Linked DNA regions of Homo sapiens: region 2 is linked to region 1. A link is a loop called in an ENCODE intact Hi-C map of the cell type or tissue named here. Cell type or tissue: PC-3. All regions are shown on one strand.

What was found. A loop is a pair of places that touch in the nucleus more often than their neighbours do. Peaks named below come from ENCODE experiments on the same cell type or tissue, not always from the same donor. Only the 100,000 strongest peaks of a DNase experiment are listed, where the experiment ranks them.
Region 2: it touches region 1 in a loop (5-fold over the local background); 9 of 110 quality-filtered maps call a loop at or near these places.

What each region holds. Positions count from the first base shown.
Region 1 is chr2:9,113,102-9,117,101 of GRCh38, reverse strand. LOC105373416 (a long non-coding RNA gene) reads right to left here. Exons shown (of 3, transcript XR_922772.4): 2 at 1,850-1,977; 3 at 1-529. It overlaps LOC105373415 (a long non-coding RNA gene), which reads left to right. Exons shown (of 4, transcript XR_922770.1): 3 at 301-403; 4 at 852-1,336. Among named protein-coding and RNA genes, the nearest start is that of ASAP2, 92 kb to the left of the region's middle. In PC-3, a CTCF peak has its summit at 2,453; no DNase peak of the experiment used is centred here; H3K27ac peaks cover 1,580 bases.
Region 2 is chr2:8,999,829-9,003,828 of GRCh38, reverse strand. It overlaps MBOAT2 (membrane bound glycerophospholipid O-acyltransferase 2), which reads left to right and starts at 145. Exons shown (of 13, transcript NM_138799.4): 1 at 145-289. The coding sequence starts at 215. RefSeq lists silencers at 1-231, 775-1,069 and an enhancer at 834-1,488. In PC-3, no CTCF peak of the experiment used is centred here; a DNase peak (open chromatin) is centred at 2,418; H3K4me3 peaks cover 3,805 bases; H3K27ac peaks cover 3,447 bases.

The DNA.
Region 1 (4,000 bases):
GTGACAGAGCAAAACCCTGTCTCAAAAAGACAAATAACCAACAACAACAAACAACCTGTTCCTGCCTTTTGACCTCATTGATAAGACTTTCAGGAGTTTAAATAAGCAGAGATGTATTCAACAATCTATGCATACAACAACAGATTTCCATAAGTTTTTAAAGAAATCGAAGTATCTTTATACTTTTGGCTGAGATAAAAAATTCACATTTTTCCAGTTGGCATGTGTTACTTTTATCATTAACAACTCATTACAAGTCTTTAAAAGACTGTTTTCTTTTTCTTCTACTGTGTTTTGTAGCTTCTTCTCAGAGCCAGGACAATGAGGACAGGCTGAGGGATGTCAGACCATAGCCTTGTCTCCCGCGGGCCAGGCAGAGCATCCCAGGACACCCACCTTCACAGTGAGCACTGTCCTTCATGAACAATTCACCGATTAACAACCTCGGGCCCCAGGAAGTTACACTGTGCCCAAGTTCTTCCGGAGGCCACAACAATAAATCCAAGCCACCGCTAATGTTATTTATAAGCTGTGGGATTAAAACAGAAAAAAATCAATTAATTAAGATTAGCCCTTTATCGAGACTGTTAGCATCTTACTTTCTCAGAACCGAGACCATGTAAGTGACCAATTCTTCTCTAAGAGAATGAAAGAGTTTGCCATTTTTACTGTAATAAAAGGTTTTCACTCAGATGGATTCAAAATGGTCTTAGTCTAAGAGATAAAGCCTAAAAGAATGCTTTATTCTCTAAGAAAAACCACCTCTTATATCACAATGGTCAAGCTATGCCAGTAAGCTGAGTCTCAGTTTCTACGTTTATAAAATGAGAAAAATACTACTTGCTCCACAGGGCCATTGTGAAGATGAAATGGGAGAACACAAGGCAAAGACCTGATGCAGGGCCTAGGACATGGAAGTCCCCAGCAAAGATTTCCTCCTTCCTTGGGACAAGGCAGTACTGAACAGTACAGAAAGGAGAATGAAAAGTAGGAAGAAGAAATTAAGATCTTGAAGCAGTCACACAAAACAGAATCCCAAAGTAATATAACCAAAAGGGATTTAGGTGTGTTTTACAGAAAATGTTTAAGAGGGATGATTGGAAAGTATTATGTAGATATATTTGTGTATGATATGCTTCTGCAATAGATACAGTCAGAATTTGGAATCAGAATTTCTGGGCTCCAGGAATTACTATTTTAATTTTTTCTACCAAAGTTTAGTTTCTTCTACTCCAGAATTTCATACAAATCGAATCATATGACCGGGCATGGTAGCTCACACCTAAAATCCTGGCACTTTGGGAGGCCAAGACAGGAGGGATTGCTTGCACCTAGGAGTTCGAGACCAGCCTAGGCAACATAATGAGACCCTGTCTCTACAAAAACATTAGCCTGGCATGGTGGCATGCATTTGTACTCCCAGCTACTTGGGAAGCTGAAGCGGGAGGATCACTTGAGCCCGAGAGGTTGAGGCTGCAGTGAGCTGTGATTGCACCACTGCACTCCAGCCTGGGCAACAAGGCAAGACCCTGTATAAAAAAAAAAGAGAGAGAGAGAGAGAGAAATTATAAAGCATAAAGTGTGAAATCTTTTGCATAAGGCCTCTTTTACCAGCATGGTGATTTTGCAATTCATCCGTGTTATTGCATGTACCAGTGGGTGGCTCTTTCTATTGCTGAGACGTATTTCATTGCATGGATATACCACAATTTGTTTATCCCCAATGGACATTTGGGCTCTTTCCAGTATTTGGAAATTATAGATAAATAGATAAAACTGCTACTAATATTTTTGTTCAAGTCTTTTTGTGAACCAGACTTTTTTTACTTTAATAGATAAGTCATGTTACCTTTAAATTGTCATCATTTCCATATGTTTAATAGCTGGTGAGGCTGTGCATTTTTCCCTCTGATGATAATCCCATTTCTTGAGTGCTGGCTATAGTGACAGGTGCTCTAATTTGTCCTCATGAGAATCCTGCAAAGTGGATGTAATCATATCTATATTAGTCTGTTTTCACACTGCTGATAAAGTCATGCCTCAGACTGGGCAATTTACAAAGGAAACAGGCTTAATTGGACTTACAGTTCGACGTGACTGGGGAAGCCTCACAATCATGGCAGAAGGCAAGGAGGAGCAAGTCACATCTCAACATGGATGGCAGCAGGCAAAGAGAGAGAGCTTGTGCAGGGGAACTGCTCTTTTTAAAGCCATCAGATCTCGTGAGACTTATTCACTATCACAAGAACAGCACGAGAAAGCCCCGCCCCCATGATTCAATTACCACTGGGTCCCTCCCACAACACGTGGAAATTGAAGATGAGATTTGGGTGGGGACACAGCCAAACCATATAAATATCCATTTTCCATAAGAAGGGAGAGGCACAGGCTCATCAAGCAAGTTGGGTGTGTGGACTCTGAATTATTACTGAAGCTGGGCTCACTCTAGGCCACACTGTGGCTCCCTTGGGCTGTGACAATGGCTCCTGAGCAAACCAGTTGAACTCATCCTTTGCTCACTTCCTGGAAAGGCATCTAGACCTGCACATTATACATTTCTACCAATTTTAATCATTTGCAGTTAGATTGGTGATATATTTTTCTCAATTCTGTTGTTTTCCTTTAATACATCTTTTGCTATATTTTGTTGCATAAACATTTATTTATTCAGACCCAACTATTTTGTCTGATGACAAGCTCAATTTTTCAAGAGCCAGAAATTTATCTTTGCTCCACTGCTAGAATAAATCTGCAGTTCTGCTTTCTTATTTTTAATGTTTTTTGTGTTTTGCTTTCTGACATATTGGATATGCAGCCACATACCTATGGGAAGTATCTGCTCAATAAATCGCAAAATGGAAATGTGACTTCTGTTTTATACCTGGGAAATAGATGCCAAGATAATCGAACCTGTTTCCTGAAGCTGTATGGGAAGGCCAGTAGGGGAACTTGATTCTTAGTTCACTGTTTTTAGCCCTCAGCAGGGTCTACCTTGGCCCCTGACCACCCCTAGAGGAGGAGCTGTGTTCACCACACTCCGCTTAGAATGGAGCTCTCTGAGAGAAGTGCTGAGAATTACAGAGCATGGGTTCCGGTGCAGGCTTCATTCTTCCTCCTTCTTTACTTCTCTCCTACTTTCTTTCAAGTTTAAAGTTTTAACGATTTCTAAAGTCAACAAAGGACAAACACGCTCAGAGCTGGAAGGAACCTCATAGTCATTCATCCTTTTATCTGGCAAACACTGGCTGAGCTAGGTCTTGTGGGGCCCCAGTCTAGAAAGGCTAGGTCCAGTCCGAATCTATTGAGGGAAATGGACATCGAGACAGAAGGAGAGTAAGGGGATAGAGATTCCTCCAGGGATTAGGGCTGGGGCCCTGGGGCTTCACTCACCCCAACCAACCAGGGGGGCCAAGAAGTGTGCCCTGAGGAGGTGGGGCCCGGGCCAGGCTGGAGGCTGAGCCTCGGGGTCTGGGTGTTGGGTGGAGTGAGCTAGCACAGGAAAACTCCTCCATCCCCCAGGGACACAGCCCCAGGCCAGGCAGGGAGATGAGAAAGGGCCAGTGGGGCGGGTGAGCTTAGGAGCAGTCACTGGAGCTCTTCCCTCTAGGGAGGCGGGGCGGGAAGATGATGCAGGGAGGATGGGAAGGATGCAGGGAGGATGGGAAGGATGCAGGGAGGATGGGAAGGATGCAGGGAGGATGGGAAGGATGCAGGGAGGATGGGAAAGATGCAGGGAGGATGGGAAGATGATGCAGGGAGGATGGGAAGGCCATGTGGGCCTCTCATCTTGCACAGAAGCTCACGGTTCTCCTGGGTAGGGGGAGGGGAGTGGCGTGGCTTACGCCTGGGCTGTAGGAAGAACATTCTGGCTACAGAGGGGAGGGTAAGTTTGAGGAAAATATGGAGAAATGGACATGATTTGAACCATAATAGCTACAGATGTTAAGGCCCAAACTAGGGTAACAGTAAGAATGAAGAGAATAATTGTTTAGGAAGTAAA
Region 2 (4,000 bases), 110 kb after region 1:
GGCGGTCGGGGGCGGCGGGCGCGGGAGGAGGTGGCGGCGGAGGGGGAGGTGCGAGCCGGGCACCGCCCCCGGCCCCTCCCCGGCCTTCCCCGCGCAGAGCTCCGACCGCGGGCGGCCCAGGGGCGGGCGCGCCGCTGCATCCCCATCCTCGTCGTCGCCCGGCACAGCGCGAGCGGGCGAGCGGCGCGGGCGGCCGGAGCGCCGAGGCCCGGCCATGGCCACCACCAGCACCACGGGCTCCACCCTGCTGCAGCCCCTCAGCAACGCCGTGCAGCTGCCCATCGACCAGGTACCCCGAGGCGCCCTGGCGCCGGGCGTCGCGCCCTCGCCGCCCCTCCCCGCCGCGGTGCCACCCGACCGGGGGCCCGGGAGGAGGGTGGGGGCTGGGGCCGGGCGCCCGGTGCCCCCCTACCCGCCGCTCCCTGGAAGGGAGGGGGCAACAAGCCGGTTATTGTCCCAGAGCCCCCTCCCTCCTGGGTGCGCCCCCAGCCCGCCATCCCCGGGCCGAGCGGGAGGTGGGCCGGGCGTTGTTGCCGGCGACAGCCCCCGGGGAGGGTGGTCGTATGGGCGTGCGGGTGTGCATGCGGTCCCTGCCCTTCGCGGCAGCGGCGCTCGGATCCGGTGGTCGGGTCCCGGAGCAGCCCCCGGTGCGCATGGACCGGGTTGTGGAAAGGGTGCGGAAGGCTGCGCTTTGGGGAGCCTGGCGTGGTGCTGCCTGCCCCGCGCGCGCCTCTGAGCGACCCCCGGAGAGGCTGATGCATGGGTCTGGGTGTGCTGGGTGCCTTAGAGACGGCGTCGATGGGTGCTAGGGGCCCGGAGAGGCTTAAGCGCTACTGCACTTTGGGGACAGTTTGCGTTGGATTGTGGCTTAAGAGAGACAGAGGCAACAGTTTGTGGGAAGGCAGACAGGTTATGAAGAAAAGTCGGAGTTAATCCCAGGATTCTTGCTGACAAAGTGGCAACCTTGTAGATTGATGCAGCCACTTTACCTCCTTGCCCAGCCCTCAGAAAAGCTCTTGACAGTGTCTAGGGAAGGGTGGTATTTAAATGAGGCCAATCGAGTTTGATGGTTTAAAGGGCCTAACGATTACTGAGAAATAAACAGCATTGTGATGGGAAAAGCAGCGCCATTTTTACTGAGAAAAGAAAGTTTGGAAGTATTTTGTTGTGACAGTGAGATTTAGGGAAGTTGTTAATGAGGCGGGGGCTGGGGGGCGGGGGTGTATAGTTAGGTGATTGCTCTAGCCCCAGGCTAAAGGTAGTTAACTTTGGAAATTTTGCTTACAGTTATTTCAAGTGTACTTAACCTGGAAGTGTTTGGACTTCACACGGGATACTGGTTCACTGTCTTGAACTTGAAGGTGCTGCTGTCATTTAGTCTTCAGGGATTTCACTTCAATACGGGATTCCTTCTTGTCCAGACGGCTTTCCATAGCAGCAAGCTGGAAACCTGACATTAGGATACTAGCTGCTTTGTGCTTTACTGTTTTAAATAAAATCGCCTTAAGTATGTCGAAGGAGTGTTAAACAATTGTGGCTTCTGTTGAAATTCCACATCGCGGTCATAACTTCTGGTTAATAGTAAAGTACCTATCCCCCACCTGTCTTGAACAAGAGTTCTAATGGGTGTCTTGCTAATAAAGTATGGTAGTGAAATTAATCGTGTATTCGAAGAAAATATTCTTCTCTCTTTATTAATAAATTGACCAGAATTTAGGGTTTTTCATCCTCCCGGCCCCGCGGAGGATTCTTGCTGACATTTCCACACTGGTGTGCAGTGTATGACCTTTTAGCATATCACACTCCTGCCTTAAATAGGCTACTTCCAGTATATCAGCAAATGCAGGGTGGGTGTCTGTTGAAAAGTTCTTTGCTGATGAGGAGCAAGGGAGATAGGTTTATATATTTACATTTCTTTCAGAGAGATGGGCACATGTTCACGTTCCCTTTTTCTCTCCCCCATCTTTCTTTCCCTCCCGCTCCATGTCTGCCATAGCCCTACCCGTCCCTGCTATGCTGAAATATTTTCTTGACTATGCTAATAATACCTATTCATTTATATAATGCTTATAACTTTTTAAAGTGATTTGCTATTAATGAACGCATTTAAGCATCCAGAGAAAGTTCTTTTCAGTACTGAAGTAAGCAGGAGAATCAAGGGAAAGTGACAGGACTTAAAATTTTTGACATCCTTCTTTATTAGCTAAAGGTCTTAAGTTGGTACCTTGGGACTACTCTAAATTTGTACAGCCATGTGTAGCCCTGACTTTGTATAGCACAGTCGTGCACTGCATAGTGACATTTTGGTCATCAGACCACATGTCTGCTGGTGGTCTCGTAAGATTATGATGGAGCTGAACAATTCCTATTGCCTAGTAAAGCTGTAGTCATTGTCATGTCGTAGCACCACGCATTACTCATGTGTTTGTGGTGATGCCAGTGTAAACAAACCTAATGTGCTGCCAGTCCAAACCTACTGTGCTGCCAGTCCTATAAAAGTCTAGCACATTGTGTATACTACACAATTAGGTACAGTACGTAATATTTGATAATCCTAAGTGCATCACTGGTTTATGTATTTACTATACTTTTTATTGTTGTTTTAGAGTATACTCCTATTTATTTAAAAAAAAAATTAACTGTGGAACAGCCTGAGGCAGGGCCTTCAGGAAATATTCCAGAAGGCATTGTTATTGTAGGACATGACAGCTCCGTGCATGTTATTGCCCCTGAAGACCTTTCAGTGGGACAGGCTGTGGAGGTGGAAGACAGTGATGTTAATGATCCTGACCCTGTGTGGGCCTAGGCTAGTGTGTGTGTTTGTGTCTTAGTTTTTAATCGTTTTTTAAATTAAAAAAATTTTAATAGAAAAAAGCCGATAGAATAAGGATATAAAGGAAGAATATTTTTATACAACTGTACAGTATGTTTTACGCTGTTATTATAAAAGAATTAAAAACTTAATAAAGTAAAAAAGTTACAGTAAGCCAAGGTTAATTTATTATTGAAGAAAGGAAAATATATTTTATAAATTCAGTGTAGCGTAAATGTAGAGTATTTATGAAGTCTACAGTGGTGTACGGTAAAGTCCTGGACCTTTGCATTCACACGCTGGTCACTCACCCTCCTAGGCTGTACCATCTGGTCTAGGTGTGTAGCAGACTATGCCATCTAGGTTTGTGTAAGTACACTATGGTGTCCACACAGCAACAAAATTGCCTAATGATGCATTTTTCAGAACATAGCCTCATCATTAAGTGACACATGACTGTAGTTTGAGTTGTTTTCTCTTTGAGCAAGGCTTTAAAATATTGGATTAATACCACACAAGCCTTAACTTTTCATAGTGATAATAAGTTGTTCTTTGAAGCACCTTAGAGTTGACTTTCTTGTTGATGAAGCTGTTGGAATAACTAAAAACTCAATTTTGTAAAATTGGATGACTAAAGTCATTTATCCATTATTTTAAAGTTGAGCAAAATAAAAATTTTTATAATGTAAATCATTTATTCCAAGTTGAGAGAAATCTTATGAATTTGTTATAATCACATAGTGTGATTCAACAGGAAAAAGACAAATCAGGAAATGAAAAGTGTAAAAATATAACTTGTTAGTATGTTAATTTGGTATGTGCTAATTAACAATGTTTTGAAAAATTGGGAAATTATAAAAGCAGTTGTTTGATGTCCGAGGAAGAAAAGGACTTTAGTGTAAGAAAAACAATTAACTTTTTACTAGGTAAGTGTGGAATTTATGAGATGATAGAAATTATGGGTCTGCATGGAATGTAAGAATGCACCTTGCAGGGCAAGGTAGCAGAAAGGAGGAAGTGTTTTGTGGTTAGGCTGAGGCCAGGGAAGGAAAAGAAGCAAAATACTTTGCCTTAGACTCCTGGGTTGCTTAATTTTTACTGAGAATTCCAGAGGTATTGGAATTTAGGTAGCCATAGTATTTGTTCAATAGGCCTTAAATTTTAATAAAAATGTAGAATCTATTATCA